2 separate regions of the Homo sapiens genome follow, and region 1 is linked to region 2. Evidence: chromatin loops called from intact Hi-C (ENCODE). Cell type or tissue: heart right ventricle. All regions are shown on one strand. Links, peaks and the distances in the headings refer to the core of each region. The heading gives the core; the rest is flanking DNA. Region 1 holds the start of LOC107987037 (a long non-coding RNA gene). Region 2 overlaps DENND1A (DENN domain containing 1A).

What was found. A loop is a pair of places that touch in the nucleus more often than their neighbours do. Peaks named below come from ENCODE experiments on the same cell type or tissue, not always from the same donor. Only the 100,000 strongest peaks of a DNase experiment are listed, where the experiment ranks them.
Region 1: a loop joins it to region 2, with 3 times the contacts of the local background. A loop is called at or near these places in 2 of 110 quality-filtered maps.

What each region holds. Positions count from the first base shown.
Region 1 is chr9:124,033,275-124,049,476 of GRCh38, reverse strand. LOC107987037 (a long non-coding RNA gene) reads right to left here and starts at 13,829. Exons shown (of 3, transcript XR_001746580.2): 1 at 13,486-13,829. LHX2 (LIM homeobox 2) reads right to left here. Exons shown (of 5, transcript NM_004789.4): 5 at 16,176-16,202. RefSeq lists enhancers at 3,147-3,942, 7,503-8,035, 8,036-8,570 and silencers at 8,114-8,173, 8,214-8,423. In heart right ventricle, for the core only: a CTCF peak has its summit at 8,291 (motif pointing right); a DNase peak (open chromatin) is centred at 8,306; H3K4me3 peaks cover 1,021 bases; H3K27me3 peaks cover 6,300 bases.
Region 2 is chr9:123,415,700-123,431,901 of GRCh38, reverse strand. The region is part of intron 19 of DENND1A (DENN domain containing 1A); the gene reads left to right. Among named protein-coding and RNA genes, the nearest start is that of MIR601, 21 kb to the right of the region's middle. RefSeq lists enhancers at 5,310-5,359, 8,181-8,782, 11,500-12,000, 12,001-12,501 and a silencer at 5,468-5,680. In heart right ventricle, for the core only: no CTCF peak of the experiment used is centred there; a DNase peak (open chromatin) is centred at 7,548; H3K27ac peaks cover 760 bases.

The sequences.
Region 1 (16,202 bases), core at 5,182-13,181, 620 kb before region 2:
CCCAGCTACTCAGGAGGCTGAGGCAGGAGGATTGCTTGAGCCCATGAGTTCATGGCTGCGGGGATGACCATGAACATTGCACTGCAGCCTGGGCAACAGAGTGAGACCCTGTCTCAAAATACATAATAATACATAATAATAATACAAAAACTCAGTATGGTGGTTGATTGCAAAATTAATATATTGTAATTAATAGTCCTCATCAAGGTAAAGAACCAGTTAGAAGAGATAGTGAAAGAGAAGTTCCTGTTTATGATAGCAGCCAAAAAGGTAAAATATTTAGAAATCAATGTAACAAAAATAAAATGTATGAGATTTACTGGAAGTGAACATTAATAAATTGCTGAGGGGCACAAATGAAAACTTGAGCATGTAAAATGGTATGCGTGTGTTCTGATAAAAACACCAATCAGATTTTTAAAAATAAGCAAGCCGATAAGTTGATTCTAAACTCCATATAAACAACGAATATGATATAAACAAGGAAAATATAAACAAGAAAATTTTGAAAGAAAAGAGTAATGAGTGGGTACTAGTCTAACACATATTAGAACATAAGATCAATCTATGATATTTTAAACACTGGTATTGGTGCATTTTACACAGATGGATCAATAGAACAGAATAGAAAAACTGAAAGTGGCCAGGTGCAGTGGCTCACTTCTGTAATCCCAGCACTTTGGGAGGCCGAGGCGGGCAGACCACCTGAGGCTGGAAGTTGGAGACCAGCCTGGCCAACATGGTGAAACACTATCTCTGCTAAAAATACAAAAATTAGCCAGACGTGGTAGAGCATGCCTGTAATCCCAGCCACTCAGGAGGCTGAGGCAGGAGAATTGCTTGAACCCAGGAGGCGGAGGTTGCAGTGAGCAGAGACACTGCACTCCAGCCTGGGTGACAGAGTGCGACTCCATCTCAAAAGGAAAAAAAAAAAAAAAAAGAATGCATAGTTGTAATGGGTAGAATTGTGCCCCTCTAATAAAAGATACATTGAAGTCCTAACCCCTGGTACTGCAAACATGCCCTTAACTAGAAACAGTGTCATTGTAGATGTAATTAAATCATGATGAGGCTATACTGGATGAAGGACATATTGGATTAGACCCTAATCCAAAGGTTGGTGTCCTCACAAAATGAGTGAAATTTGGACACAGACATAAACACAGAGAGAAGGCCATGTGAAGACAGAGGCAGAGATTAGAGTGAAGCTGCCACAACCTCAGGAATGCCCGCAACCACCGGCTGCTAGGAGAAATGCGTGGCATGGTCTGTTCACCAGCAACACCAGAAGAAACGTGGCCCTGCGGACACCTTAATTTAAATTTACAGCCTCCTGAACTTTGAGAGAATGAATTTCTGTTGTTTTCAGCTAGCCAGTTTGTGGGAATGTGTTAGGATAGCCCAGGGAAACTGCTAAAGCACTCAAATGCTACATATATTACAGGAATTTAGTATATGATAAAAGTGGCATTGCTAATCAATGACAAAAAGATAGATTATTCAATCAATAGTGTTGGGACAACCAGAGTCACCCAGAGAGAAAGAGCAGAATCCCTACCTCACATCTTCCACAAAAACAAATTCTAGAATGAAGAAAACCTGGGGGTACTTTACATTCATACAGTAAAGAAGGCCTTTTAAAGTATGGATTTTAAAAAACTGAATCCAGCAATAAAATAGCCACAAAAAATTATTTTTAATTCTGCATACAAATAATATAAATAAAGTCAAAAGACACATATAGTATAGACATATCATATGTTATCAACAAAGGGCTGATATTAAGAGCTCCTACATATCAGGAAGAAAAAAAAACCAACCTAATTAAAAGATAGGCGAAGGATATAAACAAACAGTTCCCAGGAAAGGAAATGTAAATGATTCTTAGTCATATGAAAACATGGTCAACCTCTCTTGTAGTAGGAGAAATGAGATTACAGCTACGAGATATTATTTTATATCTAACAGATTGACAAAGATAAAAAGGTTCGATAACACGCTGTGTTGGCAAGAGTGTGGGAAACAGACATTCTCATTCATTGTGAGTGGGAGGGCAGATTGGTGCAACCTCCCTGAAGAGCGATTTGGCAATATCTAAGTAAATTCAAAATCCGCATACCCTTTAACCCAGCATTTCCACTTCTAGGAATTTACCATACAAATACACTCGCGCACATGCAAATTGATGTATGAGTGTGGATATGTGTTGCAGTTTTGCTTATAATAACAATAGATGGGAAACGGCCTAATTTCCTGTCCATAGGGGATGGTGAAATCAATTCTGGAACATCTGTTCAGTGGAACACTATGCACTGGTTTAAAAGAAGGGAGCATTTTATATTTCCAGTATGGAGAAGTCTCTGTTACATGATAGTTAAGGGGCAGGGAGCAGGAAGCAAAGTGCAGAAAAATGTGTCCAATGCAATATCATTTTGTAAGGTTGGCTACAGTGGCTCACACTTGTAATCTCAGCACTTTGTGAGGCTGAGGCAGGAGGATTGCTTGAGCCAAGGAGTTCAAGACCAGCCTGACAAGTATGGCGAAACCCCATTTCTACAAAAAATAGAAAAATTAGCCAGGCATGGTGGTGCACTTTCTGGTCCCAGCTACTAGGGAGGCTGAGGTGGGAGGATCGCTTGGATCCTGGAAGGTGGAGGCTGCAGGGAGCCATGATCGTGTCACTGTACGCCAGCCTGGGAGTACAGTGAGAGACTCTGTCTCAAAACAACAACAACAAAACACACACACACACACACACACACACACACACACAAATACCATTTTGTAAAATATGTTTTATGAACATGTCTTCACAGGCATAGAATGTCTCTGGAAAGATGGGCAAGAAACAGGTAACAGAGCCTGCTTTTAAGTAAGGAACTAGGATGTCGGGCTAGGGAAACTGCATATTTTACACATGCTATGTGTATGTGGTAACCGCTCAGAAAAAAAAAGAGAGAGGGAGAAGGAAATGTATATAACTCAGAAAAATCACCAAGCAAAAGAGTAAAAGTTTTCATCTGAGATCTGAGATTAAATGCCAGCTTCGATACTTTCTTGGACAAGTTATCTCCGCTATCTAAACCTTAGTTTCCCCACCTGTAAAATGGGGATAAAAATATTGTCCACCTCAAGGATATACATGGGGAGGGGATGGGGAGAGACAGCAAGCGTGCAAAAGTGTCAGAAGGTTGACACTTGGTGAATCTAGGAAGGGCACGTACGAGTTCATTGTACTATCGCGCATTTCTGGAATTTTGAAAAAAATTCAAAACAAAAAGTTTCCGCCGTCTCCCCCTCCTCCCTCCTCCCCTGATTCCTGGACCCATTTTTCCAAGCACATTGTACTCCGAGCACCACCAGCCTAGCATAAAGCTGGGGTTGGAAGCCAGGTGACCCTGGTGACGAGGCCACCCCAGCGTCACTACAGGCCCCTTACCCCTCTCTGTGCGCGCGGGTGAAGAGGGTCCTTTTCCTGCCGGACCCCTGCAGGTCGGAGGTTGAGGACCACTGCCCCTGGTTATGTCTTGCAGGGAGAGGACCCAGCTGTCCCCTCTGGGACTGGGAGGACAGACGCCCCCCCGGGGGTGCCATTCCCCGCCCCCCGCCCACCGCGCGGGCTCTCTCCGCGGGGCCTGTGCCGGGACACGCAGGGAACCCCGGCCCTGGCACAGCCCCTATCAGATAAGGCCGCCTCCCCCGCGCTGGCAGCCCAGAGCCGGCGAGGAGTTTACGTAAGCCCGGTTGTTGATGGAAAAACAAAAGCAGCAACAGGCGTTTCCCGGCCTGCTCGCGGGGAGCCGCGGGCCCCAGACGCTGGCTCACCCCAGAGAGGACCCGTCCCGACAGCTCCCCGGGGGCTCGGGCTGAACTCCGGGGGTCCCATGTGTTGGAAGACCAGCTCTCAGGGGGCCACCCAAAGGCTCCCCGCACCCTAAGCCCAGGCCACCCTGCACGTGGGCCCAGCAAGCGGGAGGCAGTTAATGAGTGCTTGTTCTTAACCCTTCTCCTGCCAGCCCCAGCCGCACCGCCTGCGCACCCCCAACCCGCACCCCCTGCGCCCCTCCCCTCCGCGCCCTCCCAACCCCTCCGGGGCCCGGCTCTGGCCCCACCCCCGCCCCGGGCTCAGAGCCCAGGGGACCCGGTCCAGGCATCCATCAGCAGCACTCCATGAATGCCTGCTGCGTGCCCGGCCCTGCTCACGGGCGGCGGTGAGGGAGGGATGGGAACCAGGAAGGAACGGCGGACTGGGCCTGTGCTGAGAGAAAATTAGGGGAGAACTCCTCTATATACGGAGCCTGCTTTCCTCATTTAAAATTGAGGAAAGCTAGCTACTCAGGAGGCTGAGGTGGGAGGATCGCTTGAATCCGGGAGGCGGAGGCTGTAGTGAGCCGAGATCGCGCCTCTGCCCTCCAGCCTGGGAGACAAAGTGAGACTGTTTCAAAAAAAAGAAAAAAAGAAAAAAGAAAAGGAGAGCTAAGGCAGACCTTCACAGAACTGTGGGACGAATGAAAGTGGACAAGTGAGGGTGTGTCTCACCCCCACCCACATCCATCTTTGCCTGGAGGGAGGCGGAGGGCCGGGGTTCAAATCCCAACTCTGCCAGTTGCATAACCTCCACCTTATACCTAAATCTCTTTATCTGTAAAAGGAGACTAATACTTGTACCAACCTCAAGTTTTGAGAATTAAGTACCAACCTCAAGTTTTGAGAATTAAGTGAGACATTTCGAGGATTAAAAGAGATAAATACTACACCCTTAAAATCATAACTCGTGTCTGGCACAAAATATCCCACAGGACCACGTCACCGTGGAATGTAAATATGTCACAGCCACCTGCCCTTTCTGTCTCAGCACAGACATGTGTCTTTCAGGGTGGCCTCATGACCTCCCATCCTGAGTCCACTGGTCCAGTGGTCCAGTTATATTCCCTCACCAGTTCCCATCAACCCCCTCTTTTCTTCTTTTTCCTTTTTAGAGACAGGGCCTCAATCTGCCACCAGGCTAGAGTGCGGTGGTGTAATCACAGCTCCCTGTAGCCTCGAAGATCCTCCTGCCTTGACCTCCTAAAACTCTGGGATTGCAGGTGTGAGCCACCACACCCAGCCTCCCATCAACCCACTTCTCTTGATAACCTCTCTTGCCTGTGGAACCATGTATTCCCTGCCAGCCTGGGCACCTACTTTGTGCCAGGCCCAGTGCTGGCCCTGGGCACTCCATGATAAATCACATTTTGGTCCGGTCCTCTGGGGGTCCAAGTTCAGAGGGGTGGAGATACATGTATACACAGAGCCAGGACCAGTGAAGAAACCCAGTAGAATTTGGAATGACTAGAGGATGTTATAAGAATCACAAAGGATCGGCCGGGCACGGTGGCTCACGCCTGTAATTCCAGCACTTTGGGAGGCCGAGGCGGGCGGATCATGAGGTCAGGAGATAGAGACCATCCTGGCTAACACGGTGAAACCCCGTCTCTAGTGAAAATACAAAAAAAAAAAAATTAGCCGGGCATCATGGTGGGGGGCGCCTGTAGTCCCAGCTACTCGGGAGTCTGAGGCAGGAGAATCGCCTGAAGTAGGGAGATGGAGGTTGCAGTGAGCCAAGATCACACCACTGCAATCCAGCCTGGGCAACAGAGTGAGACTCTATCTCCAAAAAAAAAAAAAAAAAAAAAAAAGAATCACAAAGGATCATGTGGGCACAGCGTTAGCAAGCAAAGGATCATGTGGGCACAGCGTTAGCAAGCAGCCCGACACACAGTAGCACAGGAGGCATACCCCCAAACCATAATTGCCTACAATCATGCTGTTTATTAATAGAGAGACCTAGAATGCTGACTCTGCCATTTACTTGCTGTGTAACCTTGGAAAAAGCACTGTCTCTTTCTGGGCCTCAATTTTCCCCATTCATCCAAGGGAGATGCTAATATTAAATACTCATCTTAAGACTCTGATGAGAGTTGCCGGGCGCAGTGGCTCACGCCTGTAATCCCAGCACTTTGGGAGGCTGAGGTGGGCAGATCACCTGAGGTTGGGAGCTCGAGACCAGCCTGACCAACACGGAGAAACCCGTCTTTGCTAAAAATACAAAAATTAGCCGGGCGTGGGGGCACATGCCTGTAATCCCAGCTACTCGGGAGGCTGAGGCAGGAGAATCACTTGAACCTGGGAGGCAGAGGTTGGGGTGAGCCGAGATTGAGCCACTGCACTCCAGCCTGGGCAACAAGAGAGAAACTCCACCTCAAAAAAAAAAAAAAAAAAAAGACTGATGAGAGTCAAAGAGTCAAAGTCAATGCACATGGAAGCACTTTCTGGACTCTTAGAGGGTTAACACTATCAGCAATGACCTAACCTATCAATGTCAGTGGGAGAATACAGCCTGGGATACAGGACCTGGCATCAGAATCCAGCCCAGACACCCCTTGTTTTGTGACCTATAGCAAATGGCTCAGCCTCAGTTTTCTTGTCTGTAGAGTGGGAATAACAATACCTACCTCCTAGGTCACCACAGGGAGCCAAAAAGATCGCAAAAATAAGGGCAAATACTTGCTGCACGTATTCAATGGCAGGATGGGTTTTAAAGTATATGTGTGTGTGTGTGTGTGTGTGTATATATATATATATATATGTTCACCTCCTGTCATTTTACAGTGGGGAAATTGAAGCAGAGACTTTAAGCAACTTGCCCGAGGTAACACAGCTGGACAACATTGCTGGGAAATAATCCTGGCTCTGGTGAGGTCCAAGGTCCTCACCAGCCTGCATCACTGCCCCCCCAGAACTTAGCAACAGCACATAGTCAGGCCTCAGCAAACAGTAGCAATCATTCTGTTTCTTTTAATATGTTGTGTTGATATCATCATGATCTTAATTACTCATCAATCCCTTCCCAGAGCAGGGCAAGCTGGAGCGCTTTGAGAGCTGGCGCCAGGATCCTAAAATGCAGCCAGAGCTTTGTTTCCTCATCACACCCAACCCGAGCCAGCCCATGGAACGGCGCGGGGGGCAGGTGGGTCCAGTGCTGGGGCTGGGTGCCCTCGTGAGCATGAGTATCACATGCCCCTCTTTGCCCAGTCTGGCATTGGACACCCACCCGGCTCCTGGAGCAGGGCAGGGCCAGGAGGGGGAGGCAGGGGCAGACACTGGGCCTTTTGTGTCCTGCTCCCCACACAGCCCAGCCCAGAAAGTCGTCCTCACCCCAGCCTCGGGCTGGGCGAAGGGTGCACAGGGCCCTCCTGGGAGAAGCAAGAATTAGGCTGGAGTTGGGATTCCAGCCAAGACCCTGGCTCCACTGCTTTCTGGCCGAGTGTTCCTGGGCCAGTGCCCCAGCACTTCAGCCTGGCTTTCTTGTCTCTAAAATGAGGCATAAAGAGCTGGCCTTTGGTGCAGGTGGGGGTCAGGGGAGACAGGAAAGGAAAATATTGGTCCTGATGGGGCTGAGGGAAGCAGACAGGACAGGGGGGCCGCCACCCTTCTGTTAGGTGGAAATTGATTAGGGCTTTCGCTCCCTCCTCAGGCAGGCTCAGCTCACCCCTCAGCCCCAACACACACCCCAACCTGCATCACACGAGCAGAAGCCACCCTGAACAGCTGTGTACACCTGAACAGTCATCACACGGACTCACACAAACCTCTGAACACAGACACACACATCTGAGTACACACACATCTGATTACACACACACACACCGCTGATCACAGACGCACTCACAGTCGGACATACTTGTACACATCCCCCTAAAAATAAACAAAAACACACACGTCTCAACACATACAGACGCTCCCACACTAACACCACGGCACAGCCACACTCAGATTCCCTGACAGCAGCACACATCACAGACCTCCACCCAGCCCCACCGCAGCCCCACCCCCACTCATCACACGCCATACACAGGGTCCAGTCCTGGGAGTGGGGGGCCCGCAGGGAGAGTGAGCCCTGGGGGCACCCAGGATGGCGGTCTGGAGCTGCACAACCCTCACCCCTTCCATACCGGAGGACCCTCTCAGGCTTGAGCCCAACACCCCTGCCCAGAAGCCCGAGGAATGAGGCTAAGGGAGAAGAGGACCCTGGGGGACCCACCGCGTGCCAATGCCTGTGCCGTGAGCTGCCATCTGCCTAATGCAGTACGCGGCACACGTGAGGGCTCAAAAGCGTCACTCCCAGTTTTGGAGCCCAGGAAAGCGTCCGGAGCCCGAAACAGCTCTCCGGAGTCCCCGACACCCCTCCCTGAGGGGAATTTCCTCCGCGAAGACCCCACCCAGCCTGCTGAGGAAGTGAGAGACCCGGGGCGATGCCGCGGTGCCCCGCCAGGGGGCGCCCTCGTCCGGCCCCTGCGGCGGCTCTGCAGCCCCAGACCCGGCGTCCCAGCTCCGATGGCCGCGGTGCCCGGGCCGGCTCCCCCGGGACCGTGCCTCGGTCCGGGCTGGGGGCGCCCCCGCAGGATGTCTGCTCTGCCCACCTCGCCGGATCCGACCTCGGCTCCGGCTTCCGCCCCCCTCTCCCCAGTCCCCAGGGACCTCCTCTTACAGCTCCAGGCCCGCGGCCACCCCCATGCCCGGAACCGCCCCAAGCCCACCCCCACCCCAAGCTCTGAAAACCACTGCGGCCGTCCCAGAGTGGGAGCCCTCCCTCTCCTCTTTTCAAGGGGCAAGCACGCTAGAGGTGCCTGAATGGAAAGACGGAGCTGAATAAATAGCAACAGCTCCCAGGAACTGAGCACTGCGATGAGCCAGGCACTCTGCTAAACGCTATGGCTGCGTGAGTTACACCATTCAACGTTCACGAAACCCTAAGAAGTAGGTGTCATCACTACCCCCGTTATACAGACGACAAATCCTGGAAGCTCAGAGAGGTTCAGTACTTTGCCCAGGATCCCACAGCAGTAAGCGGCAGGACAGAATCCAGCACCGAACCCCTAAGGACTAGACTCTCAACCATAGTGAACGCTTATGCTAACATTTACCCTCTCCAGGACTTAGGAACTATTTAGGAGGGACTCATCCGGGCCAGGAGTAATATGAAGATGGAGAGGCTGAGTCATGGAGCTTACACTAGCAGGAAAGAGAGAGTATAACATACTTTCAAAACAAGAACCCACAGATTCATACTGAACCGGGCAGTCACAGGCCAGCCCCACGTGGCCCTGTTGGCGTTGGGGTAGGGATGCGGGGAGAACAGACAACTACAGTTGGTTTATTCCCTCTTCCTCCACCTAGCCAGATGTCCCATTACCTGGTGGCTTTAGGAGCCCCCTCACATCCACCCCTGCCCCCTCCAGCCCTGCATGGTGAGAAGGGTGGAAGTGACAGCAGAGAAGGTTCCAGAGAGGAGGGGACATTTGAGCAGGAGTTTTTGAGAAGACCCTCAGGCAGAGAGCCCACCCAGTGTGCAAAGCACTGGTGAGTTTGGTGCACCTGGCTGGCTTTAAGCCCAAAGATGGGTAGGTAGGTCCCAAGTCCTGCACCAGAGAAGTGGGCAGGGACTAACTTGTGACCAAGCCTCAAATGCCAGCTTGAGGACACTCTTACTCAGGATAGCTGGGAAATTCAAAGAAGAGAAGCACTGGGTAAGTGTCCCAGGTCCCTTTCATGCCTCCTCCTTCTGACTGGGAGCCCCTTGAGGGGAAAGACCAGGCCAGCACTTGGATGTCTCAAAGCCATCAAAAACTCAGCAAATCTAAACCACAAATCCCCGAGCATCTTCCCCCTTCCTCTTCCTGATGACTTTCCTCATTGCAGTGAAGGGCCACAGCATCCACCTGGTTATGATCCTGATCCCTCCTGGCTCTCCCTCCCCCCATAGCTGGTCCATTCCCTCTGCCTCCACCTAGCCAGATGTCCCATTACCTGGCAGCTTTAAGAGGCCCCTCACATCCACCCCCTGCCTCCTCCTCCCCTGCCTTCATTTCTAGCTTCCTGGTGCTCTTGGAATTGAGGCCCAGACATGCTGCCTGGAAAGCCCCTGGCTGTGTCCTCAGCCCCACCTCCCACCACCTTGGCCCTTGCTCTGAGAGCTCCGGCCACACTGGCCACCTTTTAGTGCTGTGGACCTCTGAGCCTCAGGGCCTTTGCACATTCTATTACTCCTTTCTCCCCTCCTCCCACTTGCGAGTTAATTTCCATACACTTAGCTGGTCTCTTACTGATGATTTTCTCCAAGAAGCTCTCCTTTTCCTTGCCCGTGTATACACTCTCATGGTCTCACATAGGCCTCATCACAAACATCAGTAAGTACTTTTGAGGTTGTTTGGCATTTGTCTCCCTTGGTAGATTCTGAGCTCCATGAAGACAGGGACCATCATATTCGCTCATGACCCCACTGCCCAGCAGAGGGCCTGGCACTCACTAAGTGTCCCTCAGCCAGACAACCCCCTCTCTGCTGCATCCCGGCTAGGTGCCCACATGTAAGCCCCTTCCCCTCTTTGAGCTTACCCTGATCATCCCTAAGATGAAGGATGTGCCTGTCCGAATCCCTGAGGGACTTTTAAAAAATGCACAGGTCATTGTCATCAATCATCATCATCAAGTTGGAACCAGGGAGTGGGTGGAGTATAGAGGTTACAAGAGTGAGTGGATGTTGGCCAGGCACGGTGGCTTACGCCTGTAATCCCAGGACTTTGGGAGGCTGAGGTGGGCGGATCACAAGGTCAGGAGTTTGAGACCAGCCTGGCCAACACAGTGAAACCCTGTCTCTACTAAAAATACAAAAAAAAAATAGCCAGGCATGGTGGCAGGCACCTGTAACCCCAGCTACTCGGGAGGCTGAGGCAGGAAAATCGCTTGAACCCGGGAGGCAGAGCTTGCAGTGAGCCAAGATCGCACCACTGCACTCCAGCCTGGGTGACAGAGCTAGACTAAGTCTCAAAAAAAAAAAGACTGAGTGAATGTTGATAACTGGAAGCTGAGCAGGGAGTACATGGAGGTTCATTGTACCCTTCTGTTTACTTTGTATATGTTTGAAATTTTCCATGATAACAAGTTTTTTATAAGACACACCAGCCTGGGCTCCTCCCCAGGAAGTGGTGGCGAGCCAGTAGGGGAATGTGGAAACGCCGCTGGAGTGGTTCTGACGAGCAGCTCCGGCCAGAGGCTCTTCTAGGCTGCTTCCAGCTCCAAAGAATTAGCAGTGATTCTCTTTCTCCTGTCCACATGGGTGCTGTTCACTAGCGGAAAAATACCACACCCTGAGCATGTGCTTCTGCCCTCTCCCCAAGTCCCTCCCCCCTACTCAAACACTTCTAGGTCAATTGCCTGCTCTTCCAACTCAGAAAGTACCCCCAACCACCAGTCTGTATTGGCAGCCTCTTCTGGACTCCTTGCCTTCTTGAATGCCTAGTCCCAGCTGCCTTCGCACCTGGTCTGCATCTGCCAGCCCCTAGCAAGGATCGCAATTTCCTAGGTACCCCTAGCCACCATGCCTGGCGCCAGGGACGAATTGACTCATGCTGGCTGAATTCAATTGAATTGCCATGGAAATGTCTCTGTGGCCCCTGAACTGTGTGATCCTGGGCAAGTGGCTTCTCCTTGGCTTCCTTCTGTGTGAAACGAAGTGCTCATCCCTGCCTCCTAGAGGCAAGGATTCAATGAGATAATAACTGTAAGAACGCATCACCAGTTGCAGAGTGTTACACAGGACTTTCACCACTTGCAGAATGAGACTCTCCCACCTTGGGCTCCCATAATTCCCAGGCTTCCTTCCTGCTGGACAGTAGCTGGCTATTGTACCTGTCTCCCAGAGAGGCTGGGAGCCAGAGGGAAGGGCTGTTGGCCAAATCATCTCCACATCACCAGTCTCGGGTGCCCAGCACTGGGTTGAGGAGAGAGGGAGGGACAAAGAGTAAAAAGGAAGGTATAAAGGGCCTGCTGGCAGGCTGGGTGCAGTGGCTCAAGCCTGTGATCCCAACATTTTGGGAGGCCGAGGCAGGCAGATCACTTGAGGTCAGGAGTTTGAGACCAGCCCAGCCAAAATGGTGGAACTGCATCTCTACTAAAAATACAGAAATTAGCCAGGTGTGGTGGTACACGCCTGTAATCCCAGCTACTGGGGAGGCTGAGACAGGAGAATTACTTGAACCTGGGAGGAGGAGGTTGCAGTGAGCCGAGGTCACACCACACAGAGTCCCCAGGAGCCAAAGAGCCCACAATGTCCCTCCCTGGGGCAGCGGCTGGCAGGTGTAGCCTGGAGTTGTCCATCCTTGCCAGCAGGTCATGCAGCCCACAGCAACAAACACTGCTCTCCAGGAAGCCAGTGCTGCCACGTGGGACTCCAGCATAACTACAAGGAGGAGAGGGGTCCTGTCACCCAAGGAAGAGCAGGGGAGTCCTGCTGCACCTCCAGGCCCCTGGCCTCATCACGTTCCCCAGCCTTAGATAAGGCCCCCTGTGAGCTGAGTTTCACCAGCCTCTCCAGGACATCCCCACCCGGGAAACTGCCCTCCACTCATGAGCCTGCGGCACATCCTCTTGCCTGTGACCTGGGCTGCTCCTCAGTCAGGAATCCTCCCTGGCTCCCTTCTCCATCTGATCACCTTCTGTTCATTCAAGAGCCCAACCCAACCCATCTCCTCTTTCAACTTTGAGACAATTCCTCACACCATCACTGTGGCCCCCTGGGAGTTAGTCACACCATGAATAAAGCAGGTACATAGACTTTCACTGAATCCCCACAGCACCCTGCAAGTGAACACCATTGGTCCCATTTTACAGATTATGAGACTGAGATTCAGAGTGGCTTAGTATCTTGCCAAAACTTTCAGAGCAGAGAAGAGTGCGAAGGTCTCTTCCCTGTGCTCCAGACCTGCCCACCTTGGAGGAAGGGAGACTTGGCAGGGTGGGGTAGGGCTAGGGTGGAGACCCCAGCCCCTGAAGACCACCTAATGCCAGGCCTGGGTGTGGGTCTCAAGAACAAGGTGTCTCTCCATATTCATAGAGGGTTGGGTGGCCCCCGATCCCCACTGCAGTCAGCATGCGGGGAGGTTTGGATAGGTCCCCAGAGCTGCAGGTGGCTGTGGCGATGGTACTGTCTCCCTCCCTCCCATCATGGTGGACAGAGCTGGCCTACCAGCCTCAGCACCTGCCTCCCCTCACCTGCTGTCACTCAGTCTGAATTGCCGCTGATTTACCTGTCTGGCTTTTATTTATTTATTTTTTTTGAGACCTACTCTTGCTCTGTCACCAGGCCGGAGTGCAGTGGCGCGATCTCGGCTGACTGCAACCTCTGCCTCCTGGGTTCAAGCGATTCTCCTGCCTCAGCCTCCCGAGTAGCTGAGACTACAGGCACATGTCACCACGCCCAGCTAATTTTTGTATTTTTAGTAGAGATGGGGTTTCACCATGTTGGCCAGGATGGTCTCTATCTCTTGACCTCGTGATCCACCCACCTCGGCCTCCCAAAGCGCTGGGATTACAGGCGTGAGCCACCGTGCTCCGCCTCTGTCTGGCTTTTGAGCTCACCTCTCCCTCTCCCTCAGTGTCTCTCCTTACCAGCCTCACAGGAGCCATCTCTGTTTCTTCTGCTGTCTCTCAGTCTTGGTCTCTCTCAGCCTCTGAGTCTGTCCCAGGGTCTCCCTTTACCAAGTCTTCCTTCTCAATCTCAATCTTTCTGTGTCTCACCATCTCTCCCGTGTCTCTGTCTCCATCCCTGTGGGTCTCTGCCTCATCACTCTCTGTGTTGCTGTTTTATTCCCTTCCTCTCTCTCCCTGTCTACTGCCTTTCTGCCTCTCTCTCTGCCTATGTCTCTCTCTCTCTCTCTCTCTGCCTCTGTATCTCTGTCTCTGTCCCTGTCTCTGTTCCTATCTTCCCAAGTCTGTGTGTGTCTTAGTCTCTGAGCCTGGGGAGAGCAACGCCCCATCCAAGGTGTCCCCACCCCTGGCCCAACAGCAGCCCTGGCTCCTCAACGTGCTCTTATGCAGGGGTGGGGGACCCCCGGGCATCATTCCAGGGCCCTCTCCAACTGGGTGCCAGTGCTGACAGACAAGATAGGAATCAGACTCAGCTTTGTTGGTGCCTGAGCAAGGGGCACAGCGGGCTACGCGGGGGCGTCTGGGTGCCTGTGAGCATCTGCATGTGTGCACACCCGGGTTTATGAGCGGGTCTCCCTGTGTGGGGTGGTCTGGGTGTCTGTCTAGGTGGATTGATGAGCATCTGGGCCTGTTTACGTCTGTCTGCGAGCATCTGTGTGTGTGTGTGACGTTGTGTGGTGCTGTCTGGGTGTGAGGACCTTAGCCTGTGGGTCTATCTATCCATGAATGCCTCAAGAACGTGCATGCGTGCATGTGTGTCTGTGGGCACCCGTATGAGTTGCTGGGGGTAACTGGCGTCATGGTGTCTGTCTGTCTGCAGTCCAGGCCCTCTGATTGCATTCCCTCACAGAGTCATCAATGGGAGACAGATTCCATGACCCCATTGGGCAGGTAGAAAAGTTGAGGTTCTTAACCCTCTTGCTTGCGTGGGTAACTATGAACATGTGTCTGCTTGAGGGTAAGAGCCTTGGATCTGAGGGCATAGACCTGGCTCAAAGCTTGGCTCTTCCATCACTAGCTGTAAGTAGGCTAATCTTGCTAAGCCTCCTGAATTCATTCAGCAAAAAATGTATCGATCAAAAACAGATTTTTTTAAATAGGAGCTATCTTGGGAGGGATTGAAGGAAGGGGCCTTAAGGGAGACTTCTGGGTGCTGAAAGTGTCCTATACCTTGATTTGAGTGGTAGTTAAATGGGTGTGTTCATTTGAAAGACATTAATCAGGCTGTTTATTACAGACTTGTGTACACTGTATATGTAATATAAAAGTTTACAAAAATTTTATTGGGCTCCTACTGTTTGCCAGACATTATAGCAATAACAATAGTGTTTTTTTGTTTGTTTGTGTGTGTGTGTGTGTGTGTGCGCGCGCGCGCACGCAATGTGCTTGGGGTTTTCAAAAAACATTTCAGAAAGTGAGTGAGTCTGGGCTTGAAGCACACTCAGCCCGTTCCTGCCCCACTCACTCCCTCCACCCTATCCCAACAATGATGGCAGAGGGAGGAGGAGAGAGAGACCCCAGTCCTGGGCTGGATGGTTCCTCTGCCCACTCTTGCCTGGCTATTTCCTCCTCCAGGTGGCCATGATTTTCCATCTGGATGATCAAGTTGGTGGGCCATTGCAGGGGCATTTGGGTTGGTAACTGCTGACATCCAATGAAACTGGTAGCAGAGTACTCCGAAGCAGGGCTCAGAGTGAGAAATGAGGGGTGTCAGAAGTCTGGGGGACAGACACCACACCTGCTTGGTGCATTCAGCAATGCCAGAGGGTGCCTGGATACACACATTCCTGCTCTCCACCCACAGAGTCCTCACATCACCTGTCTGTCATTCACTACAATGCATCGAGCCCTACTCTGTGTCAGGCCTTCTGCTGGGCTCTTCAACACATCTTACCTTTTGCCCCCACTACAACTGCCATGCAAGGGCCATTCATTATCTTCAGCTCATAGCTGAGGAAACTGACGCCCAATGAAGTGAAATGACTTCCTTCAGCTCACCCTGCTCAACAGTAGGAATTCCAACTTCATTCTGCCTGGCTCCAACCCTCCCTCCTCTCTGGGTGTGTCTTTTCTCTGGGTTTCTGAGGTTCCCTGAAACTTTAGGAAAGGAACAGAATTCATTTGCTTTTGCCCTCTCTAGCGATCTTGAAATTTTGTGTCATTAGGAAAACTGGAGCTTAAGCTGCCCTTTGTTAACTGCGTTCACTCCTCGTAGGGAAAAGCTGCAGGTTTTTCAGGAGGCCTCCCTCATCGCCTGACATGCCTTCTTTCCAGCCCAGCCAGGAGCAGAAAAGGGCCTCTGACCTCTGCATCACAAGCATCTGGCAGGGTGTGCTCATTAAATATTTGAAAGAATGAATGAATGAATAATGAATGAATGAATGAATGGGATGTTGCATATCCTCCACTTGAGCACATATCACACCCTGTTAAGATATCTTTTGTCTGTCCCGTGTCACCATTCTGATTCCTTGAGAGCAGGAATTGGATCTTTGTCTCGGCATCTCTGTAATCCGTCCAAAGCCTGGCACAAGACAGGAGCCCCAGGAATATCTGATGAATATGTGAAGACCTAGAATTGATCTCTGGGCCTCAGTAAAACTCTTAGGTCCTGTCAATTTCACACCCAACCAAATGGCAGCAGCCCCAAGTAGTTTCAATAAGTGGTTTTATTACTG
Region 2 (16,202 bases), core at 3,856-11,855:
CAGACCGTCCAGACCATCCCTCCTTCTAGGACTTGAGCACTATAAGGTCAATTTAAGCATCCCGTATGTGCTAGGTGTTGGGATGGCCTAAGAGTAGTGTGGGAGGGGCATGGAGATGAATTGCTCACTGCCCACCAAGCTCCACACTGAGACCTGGAGGGAATGGGTCTCTGTTCCAGCTCCAGGGAGCATGCTAGGCCATTCCAGTAGGTTAGCCTACTGAATCCCTCCAGCCAACCTGTAAGGGGCTCAGGTGGTATCCTCTCTTGGAGAGGAGGAGACAGGCTCACAGAGAATGGGCCTTAGTCAAGATTACACAAGTCAGAAGCAACAGGATTCAAAGCTACATTGTTTATTCTAAAGCTTGGGTTCTTGCCCAACTCTGTGCTGAGAACATGGCAGTTTCCTGGGTTGTAGTGAGAGGGCCAGTGCAGCCACCTGGGCAGGTGGCTCAGGATCCCAGGAGGGTGGACCACAAGTGAGACTGTTCTGGTATTCTTACAGATCTTAGGCCCTCCTTAATGTTTCTGGGCCTCAGTTGGAACCAAGACAAGTAAGCTGGTATCCTGTACCTGGTGTAGGCTCAAACTTAGCCCTAGACCCCAAAGGCATGTTGGATGATTTTCTGGTGTGTGTGAGAGAGTAGAATGCAGGGTAAAAACTGAGCATGTGTGGGAGCTAGCACTGGAGGTACCAGAGGGCAGTCCAACCCCATACCCACAATTACTTTGGCATCAACCTAATACATTTAGCAGTGTCTACATTTAGTTAGGGTACATGAGACATAAAATCCAAAAGAGAAATTGTTGGCTTATGCTAGCTTCAGGTATGGCTTGGTATCCAGTCATGTTCATCAGACCCCAGTTTTTTGGTTTTTGTTTTTTGCTTTTGTTTTGCTTGAGACAGGGCCTCACTCTGTCACCCAGGCTAGAGTGCAGTGGCATGATCTCGGCTCACCGCAGCCTCAACCTTCCAGGCTCAAGCCATCCTCCTGCCTCAGCCCCCAAGTTGCTGGGACTATATAGGTGCACACCACCGCACCTGGCTAATTTTTTCTTCTTCAATATTTACTTTAAGTTCCAGGGTACACATGCAGGATGTGCGGGCTTGTTACATAGGTAAACATGTGCCATGGTGGTTTGCTGCACAGATGAACCCATCACCTAGGTATTAAGCCCAGCATCCCTTAGCTATTCTTCCTGATGCTCTGGCTCGCCTCCCCACCCACCACTGACAGGCTCCAGTATGTGTTATTCCCCCAGTGTGTCCATGTGTTCTCATCATTCAGCTCCCACTTGTAAGTGAGAATGTGCGGTGTTTGGTTTTGTATTCCTGCACTAGTTTGCTGAGGATAATGGTTTCCAACTCCATCCATGTCCCTGCGAAGGACATGACCTCATTTCTTTTTATGGCTGCATAGTATTCCATGGTGTACATTTTCTTTTTTCAGTCTATCATTGATGAGCATTTGGGTTGACTCCATGTCTTTGCTATTGTGAATAGTGCTACAGTGACATGTGCATGTATCTTTATAGTAGAATAATTGATATTCCTTTGGGCATATAACCAGTAATGGATTGCTGGGTCAAATGGTATTTATGCTTTAGATCTTTATGGAATCACCACACTGTCTTCCACAATGGTTGAACTAATTTACACTCCCACCAACCATATAAAAGTGTTCCTTTTTCTCTACAACCTCTCCAGCATCTGTTGTTTCTTGACTTTTTAATAATCGCTATTCTGACTGGTGTGAGATGGTATCTCATTGTGGTTTTGACTTGCATTTCTCTAATGACTACTGATGTTGAGCTTTTTTTCATATGTTCATTGGCCACGTGAATGTCTTCTTTTGAGAAGTGTCCATGTCCTTTGCTCACTTTTTAATGGAATTTTTTTTTCTTGTAAATTTGTTCAAGTCCCTTGTAGACTCTGGATATTAGGCCTTTGTCAATGGATCGATTGCAAAAATTTTCTCCCATTCTGTAGGTTGTCTGTTCACTCTGATGATAATTTATTTTGCTGTGCAGAAGCTCTTTAATTTAATTAGATCCCATTTGTCAATTTTTGCTTTTGTTGCACATTGCTTTTGGCATTTTCGTCATGAAATTTTTGCCCATACCTATGTCCTGAATGGTATTGCCCAGATTTTCTTCTAGGATTTTTGTAGTTTTGCATTATACAATTAGGTCTTTAATCCATCTTGGGTTAATTTTTGTATATGTAGTGTAAGGAAGGGGTCTACTTTCAATTTTCTGCATATCGCTAGCCACTTCTCCCAGCACCATTTGTTAAATAGGGAATCCTTTCCCCATTGCTTTTTGGGTTTTTGTTTGTTTGTTTTTTTGAGACAGAGCCTTGCTGTGTCACCCAGGCTGGGGGGCAGTGATGCAATCTCGGCTCACTGCAACCTCCACATCCCAGGTTCAAGCGATTCTCATACCTCAGCCTCCCAAGTATCGGATTATAGGTGTGTGCCACCATACTCAGCTAATTTTTGTATTTTTTAGTAGAGATGGGGTTTCACCATGTTAGCCAGGCTGGTCTTGAACTCCCAGCCTCAACTGGTCCACCCTCCCCGGCCTCCAAAAGTGCTGGGATTACAGGCACAAGCCACTGCACCTGGCCCCTATTGCTTGTTTGTTGAAGATCAGATGGTTGTAGGTGTGCAGTTTTATTTCTGAGGTTATATTCTGTTCCATTGGTCTATATCTGTTTTTGTACAAGTACCATGCTGTTTTGGTTACTGTAGCCTTGTAGTATAGTTTGAAGTCAAGTAGCATGATGCCTCCAGCTTTGTCCTTTTGCTTATGATTGTCTTGGCTATTCGGGCTCTTTTTTGGTTCTATATGAATTTTAAAATAGTTTTTTCTAATGCTGTGAAGAATGTCAATGGTAGTTTAATGGGATTAGCATTGAATCTATAAAGTACTTTGGGTAGTATGGCCATTTTCATGATATTGATTCTTTCTATCCATGAGCATGAGTGTTTTTCCATGTGCTTGTGTCCTCTCTTATTTCCTTGAGCAGTGGTTTGTGGTTCTCCTTGAAGAGGTCCTTCACTTCCCTTGATAGCTGTCTTCCTATATATTTTATTCTTTTGTAGCAATTGTGAATGGGAGTTCATTCATGATTTGGCTCTCTGCTTTGTGTATAGGAATGCTAGCTATTTTTGCACATTGATTTTGTATCCTGAGACTTTGCTGAAGTTGCTTATCAGCTTAAGAAGCTTTTGGGCTGAGACGATGGGGTTTTCTATATATAGGATCATGTCATCTGCAAATAAAGATAATTTGACTTCCTGTCTTTCTATTTGAATGCCCTTTATTTCTTTCTCTTGCCTGATTGCCCTGGCCAGAACTTCCAATACTGTGTTGAATAGGAGTGGTGAGAGAGGGCATCCCTGTCTTGTGCTGGTTTTCAAGGGGAATGTTACCAGTGTTTGCCCATTCAGTATGATATTGGCTGTGGGTTTGTCATATATGGCTCTTACTATTTTGAGGTATATTTTTTCAATACCTAGTTTATTGGGAGTTTTTAACATGAAGGAATGTTGAACTTCATCAAAGCCCTTTTCTGCATCTATTGAGATAATCATGTGGTTTTTGTCTTTAGTTCTGTTTATGTGATGAATTACATTTATTGATTTGTGTATGTTGAACCACCCTTGCTTCCTGGGGATGAAGCCAACTTGATCATGGTGGATAAGTTTTTGATGTGCTGCTGGATTCGTTTTGGCTTGTTTAATTTTTGTATTTTTTGTAGAGACAGGGTTTCATCATGTTGCCCAGGCTGGTCTCGAACTCCTGAGCTCAAGCGATCTACCTGCCTCAGCCTCCCAAAGTGTTGGGATTACAGGCGTGAGCCACTGCGCCCAACCTAGACCCCATTTTTTTATTTTGCCTCATTTATTGGCCTTGCCTCTTCTGCTACGGCCATTCTCAGGCAGGCTTTCCCCTCCTGGTGGCAAGATGCCTGCAATCCTTCCAGGTGCAAGACCAACAGGAAAGTGACTGTCACTTCCTAGTAACTCCCACGCAAGGCACGGCATTGACTCGCTGGACTGACTGATTATATGCCCATCGGAACCAATTATTGAGGCCAAGGGTTTTTTGTGTGCTGCAGGTAGGGCCCCACCTGAAGCATATACCTAAGGGGTCATTCCTGAAAGGGAAATTGGGGCCATTATCAAAAGAAGGGAGAGAAGATCAAGTTGACAATGTGCACAGAAGCCAAACAGGAGACACTGTCTCAGCTCTTTGTCCACTTGTCTCACAGCAGAGAACGGTTCATACCAGACCTGTGGGGATCCTAAAACCGAGAGAGCATGCAGGGCTGAGAGTCAAGGTCAGACATTAACCAGGGCACCAGATAGAGGAGGGACAGAAGAGAAATGGCAGGTTAGCGCATGGCAGACCAGGGAGGTAGGAGGCAGGGTGTAGAGATGGGCACAGCTGTCTGCCGTTGCCTGCGATAGCTTCTGGAGACTCAAGTGTGACAAAGTCCACTGCAGTCCCGGGGCTAGGAGAGGAGAAGGGTAGAAGCTAAGAACCTAGGTCATTCGTTCAGCAAATCATCACTGATGCCTACTCTGTGCCACATCTGTGAAAACAGAGATGGCAATGACACGGTTCCTGACTTCAGGGGTCTAACATTCTCGTGGTGAGTGGTTCAACGTAATCCTGATGGACAGAATCCATCTGGTAGTTTTGAAAGGCCCAGATTTGTGCTTGTGTGATCATGCCATAGGGCATCTCTAAGTGCCCTTTTTGTTTGTTCTAAACCCCAACAAGTTTGGTCCTCAGGGTGGTCTCCCCACCAGCATTCTCATGAGGTGCCCATCAGCTCCTCACGGCCAGCTTGCTAGAGATCACTGTGAAATAGATGGAATGTTTTGTTAACACCCTTGCTTTTTATCTGCTTCAAGGACTAGGCAGAGAGCTTGTCTTTCTAAGATGGGAGTGTGCATCTTCTTCAGGCTGTGTCTGAGATGCATGGGGAGGGTTCCAAACCAGAGAAACTAAACACAGTGGCTGTTCCAGGCTGTTCTGCGATGAGGTGGCAACTGATTTCATGTTAAGTATCTGCCCCTGGTCCAGGCGTCCCCACTTGCTTTCCACAGCCAGTTGCAATGGACATTTCTCACCTTTTAAATAATTTCTTTGGTGCAAGTTATGGTCTCCAGAAAAGCTCAACTAAAATACACAAAGAGGAACAGAAACTAGGCTGGCTGCAGAATGGCTGACTGATTGCCCTGTAGAGTCCAGCCAGAGAGGGAGGTCTGAGCTGGGCTTTGCACCTAGGACCTGTGTTTGGTCCTCCCTTCCCTTAGATGGAGCTCCTCCCTGGCTCCATTCTGCCTCTAACTCTACTCCCTTAGCAGCCACGAGGAGCTCTACCTGTGGTTTCTAGCACCACCTTTGTTCTGGGAGCTCCAGGTTTCTGTTTCTAGCTCATTCCTGTTTCACAAGCTTCAGCTACTAGAATGTCTTAGTCAGACTTCCCAAACCAGCTGTACCCCAGTTCCACCAAGGTGTCAGCCCCTCTGTACCCATACATTCCTCATATCCCTGGGGTCCTGTGTCTCTCTCCTCGACTGGTCTGTGAGGCACAATGGGTATCAGAAAGCATCAGCACACGTTGAGATAGGCAGGGCCTGCAGCCTCCCGAATGTGGCACCTCTCCAGGATTGTCTCCCTGACCACTGGTTTGCCTGCATGGTCAAGAGGACGTACCCAGCCTCCAGGACCCTCCCTGCCAGAAATCACCACCACCCCTACCAAGCCCACCCTGACCACAGCTAGGCCTTCTAGTCTGGAGCTCCCTGCCATCCTCCACTCCTGGCAGTTCCTGCCCACCCTCCAGGACTCTGTGAAGTGCCCCTGCCCTGGGCAGAGTCCCTTCTTCTCTAGTCCCTAGCGCCTCGTATTTATTTGTTCACCAGCTCTTCATGGGCATCTGCACTGGGGGACCCAGGGATGAATCAGCCCCTACCATCTCTGCTGCCAGGAATGATTTTCCTCTTCTGTTCCACCTGAACAGAAAATCCTCCCAACCCTTCAAGGCCCTGCTCAGGCATCGCCTTCCCTTGACAAGCCCCCACCTCCACCGACTTCTCCAAGCCCAGTCATTCCCTTGCTGCTCTGAGCCGGCACTGTCCCTATGCTGGCTTGCTGGGGATGCATTTATACCCTGTCCCACAGAAAAGGACAGAATTGGCCTTCTCTGTATCCTTGGCACCCTCACAGGGCCTGGCACAGACGAGCTGCCCATGAGAGTTTGGGGAATGACCAAGTGGTGAATGAGTGCGGGCAGGAAAGGCAGTGACGTGGGGAAGAGGCGAGGCCAGGTCCACTCACTCCTTGTGCCCTTGAGTAGTCAGTCGGTTCAGCAGAGCAAGAGAAATCCAGCAAAAGGCAGTGACTTGTTCTGCGGCGCCTGCACGCGCTTTAGAATCCCCGCACGCGGCGCCAGGTTGTGAGAGACAGGATCCTGAGTCCCCCAAGGCTCCACCTTCAGCGGTGTGACAGCGGGGCTTCTCTGCCAAAGGACTGGCCAGAGCCTACAAACGGCATTTCTTTAAAGGTCTGTGTCGGAGCTGCTCAGAATCCAGCTCCCTGCCGGGGAGATATTGAGCCCAACAGGACAAGAGCAGGAAATCTGATTCAGCGAGACCAGAGGAGACATTTTCTCAGATTAGAATTCTCTGTGCCAGAGGTGGGGAGTTTATCACAGCAGGGAAGGGGAAATAAAACATAAAATATTGAAAATAAATTATATACCACATGCGAGATCACCTTAGAGAGTCAGCTCTGTATCTGTGGCTGTGCAGGGAGTCCCCGCCCCATGGTCACAGGAGTGCTGTGCCAGAGGCTGCTTGTCGCACATCCACCATCAGTCCCTAGCCCTGGCAGAGCCAGGTAGTGCCTGCGGGCTAAGGAAATTATTAACCTGGCTGTGCCCAGAGGAAGGGATGGCAAGGACTAACCAAGAGATGGAGAGTAAAAAGGGGTTAGGTGGACCTAGGGGTTTTCATTACAATGTAGACCTCCTGTGTCTCAGCCAAGCCCCTTCACAAACTTCGTCTCACTTAATGTTCTCAACAGCCCTCTAAGACTGATGCAGTTATGATGATCCCCAGATAGCTGATGCTCAGAGAGGTTAAGCACCTTGACCAAGGTCACACAGTAAGTGGCAGAGCAAGAATTAAAATCCAGGCCTATCTGATGCTGGAACCTGGGCTCTCCCCACCCCAGGTGGGGGAGCTTGAATTTTATCCCATAGGTGCCTAGGAGCCAACGAGGGTTGTATTCAGAGAAATAGCAGCTGGGAATATGTATGCTGGGCCACTGTGGAAGGGGATGGAAGTAGTTGAGGCAGAGAGACCACTGATGATCCCACGGACATTGCTCAGGCCAGGGCTGGTGGGAGCCTAATCTAGGACACTGCTTCTGGGGGTAAAGATGAGAAAATCATCCTAGAGACATTTAGGAGACCCAAAGGACACAACTTGGCGGGCAGCCGGATGTCCTGCGTGGGAACTGTTGAAGCTGATCATAGAATAGCACAGGGCTGGACACAGGCTGTGTTCCTCTTCATCCAGCCAGCATGCCCCAGTGAGGCTTGAAGTACAGTCCGTGAGGAAGGGATGTCCCTTGGGGTGTGCAGGATTGATGGACACCCTCCCTCAGCAACCCAGACTAGAAGTTTCTGCTCAGGGGCAGAATAGCCTGCTTGGAGGAAAGAGGGTACAGCTCCCCCAACCCTCACTGTCCCTGCATTTTCCCCAGGGCTGTCTACCAACCACCTTCCTTTTTATACTCTCCCAGAGTGCTGTAAGCACCAGGATACCCGTAACTTACTCCACCCCCTCTCCCCAGCCTAGGGTGTGGAATGTTATGGCTCCTTCCCTCCAGGTTGCCAGCTCTTCAGCCCCCAGGCCATTTCCACCAAGGATGATGTACAGTATTATGCTAAACCAACTTTACGGGTAGCCCCTTAAAATGCAGGCCTGTACCTGTGATGGATGGAGAACATCCAGTTGTTTAGCCAACCACTTACAGTTTGTTGCAAACTTGCAAGAACCACACACGGGCCTCTTGTTAGGCCTGTTATGCCAAGGACCCCATAAATAAACAGTAGCGTGTATCTTGGTGCATCAGGGCTGGAGTATGGAAATAGAAGTACTGTATAAATAATGCATATTTACAAAATAAATATATCCCATACATGAGCGTGTGCAGCCATAACCAAAGCACCTAGTTTAACAACCACGGAAAGCTTTGAGGGCCTGCCAAGTGATCAGCTTCCATCCATCAGTGTGCACCAGCATTAGAAATGACCGCCGAAGGGAGGGGGTCCTCCTGCACGCTGACCTTGAGGCCTTTGCATTGAGGCAAGTGGTGAGATTGCAGGTGGGCACCCTGACACACAGCTTCTCTGCCAAGGTGTGAAACCTACCACAGCCATGTGTTCCTGCAGATGTCTTAAGGTCTACCGCCAAGCAGAAGGCTGATGAGCGCCGAGTTGCAGGACGTAATGGGTTGTACCTACAGGAAGAGGGCTGGCTGGGGGAGGGAGAGATTTCCTAATTATGCAGATTCACTTTGGCTTGCAAAAGGGGCCGGTGAGTTGCCTTTCCAGGGGACTCTTACCGGAGCCCTGTAACTTTCAGCCATTCACCCTGAAGGCAGGGCTGAGCTTTCGGGAAGTCAGTGTCCCGTCTCTGCCGCCCCATTTTGAGCTCTGAACCCCACCGGGCATCCGGCTCTAGCATCTGGAGCTTGGAAGAAGCAGCTGACAGAATGGCCGCTGGAGTGGGCGCCCCTCCCCTTGGTTGTAATGGCACAATGCTGGATTTCAGTATTTTAAATGAAAAATATATGCAGTTAGCTGTGCGCTGACAATGTCCTTGAGGATTTGACAGTGAGATTTTCCAGCAGTTGGTCTTCGTTAGGATCCTGGCGGTGTTTAATAAGGCAGTCGAACTGCTGGCACCTTGGGTTCCTGTTTGTTCTCCGAGGGCTCAGGGGCTGCTGCGGTAAGCACATCGACCAGAGCTGATCATTACAAGGGCGTACGCCACCATGAATAAAAATGTCACACGTTTTCCCATCTCACAGCAGTACAAAATGTCAGTCCTGTCAAACACACATTGCAGGGAGCTGTGTGCAGTCCGTACAAATTGGAGAGCCGCATATTCCCCCAGCCTTCTGATATTCTTCATTTGAAGCTGAAGAAAAACAGTTGTTAACCTATTAGCTAGGATTTTAAACTCTGCTGAGGCGGTGGATGGGTAGACTTTGACACAGATAGAAATGTATTCCAAGGTCCAGGAATTTTAAAACCAGGTTCTCCGTCCATTTGTTCTGAGGGAAGGAAAAAAAAAAAAAACCTTCTGTCTGGTGAACCTGACTATCTTTCTTTAACAGACACACTAGGGAAATTTTGGGATATTTCATATCTAAGCTTCCCATTGCTTCCACGTTTGCATTCCACTCAAAAAGTCTATTGCTTTGGGGGATGGCCCTGGGGCTCAACCTGTTAGGCTAGGAAACCTGTAGGTAGAGGGTTTTTCCTGATCAGAAGCATGCCAGGAATGTTGCCAGTCTTGCAGACAAAGTAACTCAAATCATGGGGACAATGACTGGCGGGTCTGGCATTATTCAGATGCTGGGTGATGGCTTCACTGATAATTTGATGCTAGTTCCCCACTCTTGGGCAGCCATTTACTTTAACTTGACCGCGTGCCAGGCCTTGTGCCAGGAGCCAGATGTGAACCCTCAAGGACTCACCTTCTTAGGGGAAGGACAGAGGTAGGAGTGCCCGACTTTTGTGGGCCAGGAATAGAGAGAGAACTTCTGGGGGAAGGGAACAGAGTCGTGAGGGATGCAGGGATCCATCAGGTGGGTGAGTGAGGGAAGGGCTTATAGGACCAGCATGTGTGTTGTGAAGGGCCATGGCCCGTGAGGGGGCTGGCTGGAAAGAAGGGGCTTCTTGTGGTGGGGTTTATCGGGGGCAGGGCCAGGTCTTGAATGGCATGCTGGGGACAGGGATGTGAGCAACTCTCCTGGGCTGCCAGTGGCAGGGAAAGCAGTTGGAGGCTCGTGGTGGCCTGGCCAAGGAGTCCTGGACTCCCTTTCTAGATAGAGGGTGCTATGCACTCCTCTCTGGACCTCTGCAAAATGAGGAGAATTCTTCTCATTTCCTAGTTGCATCCTGTTAGGGTGGACATCATTCCAGAGATGATAAATGAGCCTGGTTTTGCTGAGCTGGCCCTGGTCCTTAAATGTACTGAGCAAATTCTCACTGAGTAGGGACACGGGCCTGGTGAAATGCAGGCGGCTGCAAAGACAAACCTTTCTGTGTGGTCAGAACAGACTTAGCAGGACAAAAGTCTCAAAGGATGTCAGAGGGAGGACTTTCTGGGGAGAGAGAGGAGCGGACCCGAGGAGATACGTTTTAACATCTTCTTCTGCTGTTGGTATGTCGGGTCTCCTGGGAGCAGCGTGGGCTTCTTTGGAGTCAGGCGTACTTGGGCTTGGATCCTGGCTCTGCCACCCGTTAGCTGTCAGGCCGGGCCTGGGCAAGTCACTGAGTGACATGGCCTCGGTTTCTTCATCTTTCACATTCTTGGAGGGTTGCTGAGATGAATAGAGACCTCGCATGTAGATCTCCTAGCACGGGGCCTGGTACCTAGCAAGTGTCAGAAAATAGTAGCCCCAGAGAGGAGATCATTTCCCCCAACATCTGGAAGCCCCTCTAACCTCACCTCGTGTCCCCCTCCTCCTGGGAATGTCACCCAGGCACCCTCGACAGCATCCTAGATGCATCCCAGCAGCAAGGCGCCTGCCTCCTGCTTCTGTCTGGGCAAAGAATGGCATACGTCAGCGAGGTCCCTGCCCCTGCCCAGGCACCAGCCGCATCTGGTGCCCGACCTCCGGCCACCAATGGGATGCCACCTATTCAGACTGTGCACCTGCACCCGACTAAAAACAAAGGGCTCCCCTCCCCCTGCCCCACTGCTGGCCCTCCTCCCTCCCCCGCCTCTGTCCCCCAAGCGGCTAGGGTCACCCGGCCCCCACGCAGCCTTCCCTCACAGCTGCCTCGCTGCTTTTGTTCAGCATGTGAACTTCCCCGTCAGCCGAGCTCTTTGCACGGGAAGTAATCAGGGATCTTGACAAGGCTTCAAACCACAAATGCCACTACAAATTAACCAGCACCACTACAAAATACTACTCCTGTCAACATCGGGGAAGAATGCACTGCTCTTCAGGACCAGTCTGAGATGTCTTTCAGCTCAGCACTCACTCACGGCAAAGAGAGTGCCCGGACCCAGCCGGAGAGAGTCGTTGACAGGACTGGCGAGCCCCTGAATCCTGAGCGCGCTCTCTCCGGAGATCATCTCTGTGAGACCCCGCGGCAGGTGCTGCGGCTTTTCTTCCCGGACCCCCTTCGATCCTGAGCACCCCCTCATCCCCCTCGCAGGTGGCGCCTCTGGAGGGCAAGTTGTGGGGCACCCAGAAACCTCACTGTGGAGTCTGCCGTTCAGAGTGAAGCCCAGCCCGACCTCTCTGCGTCCTACCTATGTGCTGTGCCTTTGGGCAAGGGGCTTCCCTTTCCCTGTCTACAGAGCGGCAATCATAATAGAGCCTCTGTCTCAGAGTCGCCAGGACCACTGGGATATCCTGAGTAATACCTGGCCCCTCCCAGCCTCCCTTCCTTTCCCTGAAGAAACAGGTCCTTGTTGCCCTGTGTGAGTGGACTCTCAGCAAGTGGAAACCTCTTCCTCAGCGTGACGTGGAAGTCCTTCCTGTACAGCATCTTGCAAGGAATATCCCTCTAGAGTGACAGCTTGTTATCTCTGCAAATGCTTCAGGCCTCAGGATCCCCACATTTCCTCTGGGTGCCCCGCTGAGTGGCTCAGGCAAGGAGCATGCTGTACGCTACGTGACACCAGGGCCTGGTCTTCTCCAGCTGCCCTGGCTGAAGCTCTGAAGTGGAGGCAAGTATTTGATCCTCCCCCGCAAGCAGCACAGCCCTCATCCAGGGCGGACAGAGAGGATCGGAGACAGCGATGGGCGCTGGGGGCTAGGTGAGAGCTGTGCCTGCAAGAGAGCTTCTTGGGCATCTCAAAGGAGACACTCCACAAAAATATCGCTTCAATGCACTCCTTTTTGGAGGCATATCAAAAGCAGCCCTCTTTTATTTCCATGCCTTGCATAATAGCAGATTTCCAGTCCCAAAGTGTAGAGGAGCCTTGCTCTCGGCGCAGAGGCCCTTTGTAAAACTACAGAAGGCTTTGTCTTCCCTCCCAACCGGGTCTGTTTCATGCATAGGTCAGAGCATTGATGTGGCTACTAGCCAGGAAAAATTAACCAGGTGAACACTCTCCTCATTAAACAGCGACAGAGTTTAATTGTGAATTTGCTCTCTTCCCCATCTCCATTCCTGGCCACGTATTTGACTGGGGCATGTGCCTGGGACAAACTGAGAAATGGCAGGGCCTATCCAGCTTCCCCCTCTGGGGCCAGGCCTCCTCCATTTGAGGCAGGTAGGCACCTGGCAGGGAAGGGACAATTCAGAGTACACAATGCACACAGAGGATCTGAGACCCCCTTTGGGGCCAGCTTCAGAGGCTAGCTCTGTCATGCGCCAGCTGCCATCAGGCACACCCCACCTTCTTGGCCTCCCCTCACCAGCCACCCCAATCTTTGCATGCACAGTCCTCAGCCTTTAGTGAACCTGGTTGGTCCCTGTGGCCTCCAGCATCTGTACTATTCTATTTTCTCACCTATACCGCTCCTCGGTTGGGGTCTGGCCTGTCTCCTGCCAACTTTGACATTTCACCTTCTGTGTGGCCCTGCTGTCCCAGCAGTGAAGTGCAGATGCTCATTCTGACGGCACAAGGATATTGAAGGGATGGTCCCAGATGTCCCCTTCACTGGGGACTGAGTGAATCCACGGGTCCATCCCTAAACAGCTGTCTGCCCTCTGCCCCATGCACAAACATCATAGCACCCCTGCCCCAGCCCATAATTAACTCAGGATGAGCTCACTGGCCCTCTTCTCAGGGCCTGTTACGCACTTGCTCTGGGCAACCCTGGGCAAGTCCTTGCTTGCCCTCATCTGTGAAATGGGTAGCAGCCCTCGTTCCCTGCAGAGGAGCCTTGCGCTGGTGAGTGTGCAGCGGCTGCTTAGGCCCTGGAAGCACCGGCAGCAGAAAGTGCCTTGGCTCTGCCCACAGCACAGGCAGGCTGGCTCCCAGGCAGCAGGGACACCACCTCTCCTCCCCTACACACTGCGCTCTCTGCCCCCAAGTCACCACCTGGCCGTCGAGCGTTTTCCACCCTGCAGCCCTGTGCGGGGTGCCCACTCATCCATGCCACCCAGGTAATTAAGTTGCTATTCCAACGCGCCTTCCCCTCCTGACCTTTTGGAAACAATGTGTTTTGCTGCATCAACAAATGAACTGCAAATCAGATGCTGTCCTCATAAATGCCGGTTTCATATCCAATGAGCATACTCACCTGGCCCACACAGCTGACAGATAGAGATGCCGAGGGCCAGGCAGAGACCAACAAAGGCCAAAGAGGTCCCCTCTTCTCAGGGACTTCTGTGTCAATCATGCCTTCGGTCTTACCCTCTCTTGTGTTCACATCTCCCAGCAGTGGTGTGGCCAGGGCCGGTGGGTTGGCAATATGGAGGCCTGGGCAGGCTCCTGTGATTGGAGGGGAGTGTCTGTTCCTAGGAGCATACCCCATCCTCCTCCAATGCATTTTCTATACCAAGGACGTCAAGGTTCCTCTTATTGTGTCTCTGATTATATCCCTCCCACTGAGCTCAGAAGAAAATCCGCAAATTCTCAGCCTGACATTCAAGGCCCTCTTTTTATCTGACCTCCCCCAGCCCCTCCCAGGTCCTGGCCTGCCCTGTCCTCATATTCAGCCTCACTCTTGTCTGATTGGACCACTGTGGGTCCCCTGTCCCTGCACTCCCTACCACTGCCCCCCCCCCAATCTATGGCAGAGACCTTCCTGTGTACCCCATGCATGACAGCGCCCTCTACCAGAGTCTTGGTGAGACATGTGCCCCTGTGCCTGGGATGCCACGCACTGTTTGTTGAATGAATGGACAAATGAATCAGGTGCCTCCTTTGGAAAGCACCACAAAAAGATGCTCAAATAAGGAAAGAAGGAGAAGGTGACAGTTACTCTCTCATCAGCCTTTTCTCTGAGGCACAGATCTCTAACAACAGATTCTAACTTCAGAAGGGACAAGGATTAGAAGAACCGTGTCAGAAAGGATTCCAGGTGACTTTGGAAATTTTAGTTGACAAGGATAGCACAATGGGCTAAGAATACCTGCTTGTTTTAGTTTTCGCTACTAGCTGTGTGACCTCATACTAGTCCCTTAACCTCTCTGGGCCTCCTGTTTCCTGTCTCTGTAACAGGGAAATAATCCTTCTCTAACTTGCCTCACCAGGGACTGTGAGGTTCAAAAGAAAGAACAGAAGTTAAAATGCTTTGAAAGGAAAACACATCATATAAATAGAAGAGATTATTATTAAAATCCAGTGTCCTTCAACAGAACCTTGCTGATAGCACACAGCTTTGGAAAACCAGGGTCCTCACGTCCATAGGACTTTTCTGGAAAGACCTGTGGGTACCATGGGGAGATGGAAGATGGAGTGGTCCCATTTCATCTTCAGGATATCAAACCAGAACCTCGTGCGGCTGTAACTGTACTCTCATCCTCACACCGATGCTTGTAACCTGGGAGTTTTGCCATTTTACAGAAGAGTTCACTGAGACTTAAGAGAGATTAAATAACTCGCCTAAGTGGCAGAACCAATACTGAAGTCAACTAGAAAATGACAGAACCAACTCGTGAACCCATGGGTTTCTAACCCGAAGTCTATTTCTTGGGGTTTACCCCACCAATATTTCTTTCACTTTAAGAAGTTATTTTCCCATGGTGTAGGTCAAATCCCACCAGACTCTGCAGTCCTCAAGGACAAGGACTGTGTCTTATTCTCTGAATCCCCCTGGTCCTGGCCCCCAAATACTTAGTTGTTCCATAAAGACACACAGGAGGAATCCTTCCACTCTGTGACAGTCCATCTGCTTCCCCTCCAGATGTGTTTTTCAGGAAAGCAGGCACTTTGCGTTGACCATCGAAGAAAACTCCGGCCTTCTCCCCGCTTCGCCGGCCCTCTCTCCCCTCCTGCCCTGGCCCAGCTCGGGAAGTGCTGGAGGAACTGTCGAATTGAACTCTCCTTAGCAAAAGATCGCCAAAGGCCCAGTCTTTTTGAACTGACTTAAGAAGCAGCAGTCTGTGTAGCCACATTTCAACCCGGCCAGGGGACAGAGGATCACATATAACATGACCTCAATGCAAAGATGCCCAGACTGCTTCGATTCTCTGCTGCATCTACTTTAAAGCTCTTCCAGTTTTACCTTCCTTTCCTTCAGCGGTGGAAAGAGCACTCAAGCGGTCAGCGGTCAAGAGGCCTTCCCGATGACAACCAACACTCCCAGCTCTGCCCATTACCAGCTGGGGGTGTTGAGCAGCTCGCTTTACCTCCCTCCAATCTGTTCCCTTTTCCATGGCCACTAGGACACTTAGCAAGGGCAGGAGCACCAGCGTGAAAGAGGAGCAGGCTCAGGGGCCCAGCCCTGGGCTGTGGGCTGGGGATGCAGACAACCAGAGCTGAGTCAGATGGGAGAGGAACCACTCCAGGTTCAGAATAACTTTCACTGAGTCCTGGCCAGCTCTGCCGTCCTCTCGGGCCTCACACCAACCACACTGTTGTAGTCCCTACATTCAGCTAGTGCTGGCTTCAGCTTCTAGAGCACCGGGGCCACTCTCTGGAAGAGAGCATGCTTTTCTGAGTTGATCCTTTCCTAGCTCATCCCCTTACCCCCTCTTCCCACCCAAATCACTACTACTCACCTCCTACAGTGTTTAATGGTCTCCAGACTACTCTTCCCCATCTGTGTCCCCAGCTGGGGACACCCCAGCTTATTTGGGAAACTGCAACCACCATGGCCGATGGCCCCACCACGCCCTGTCTAGGAAGCAGAGGCCTCCCCAGCAGCGTGTCCACTGTGCCCCTGGCCCTGCGTGAAGTGCCATCAGATGCCCCGCATCCCTGCAGCAGGGCCCTCGTGACTGGCCTCACAGATGAGGACACAGAGGCC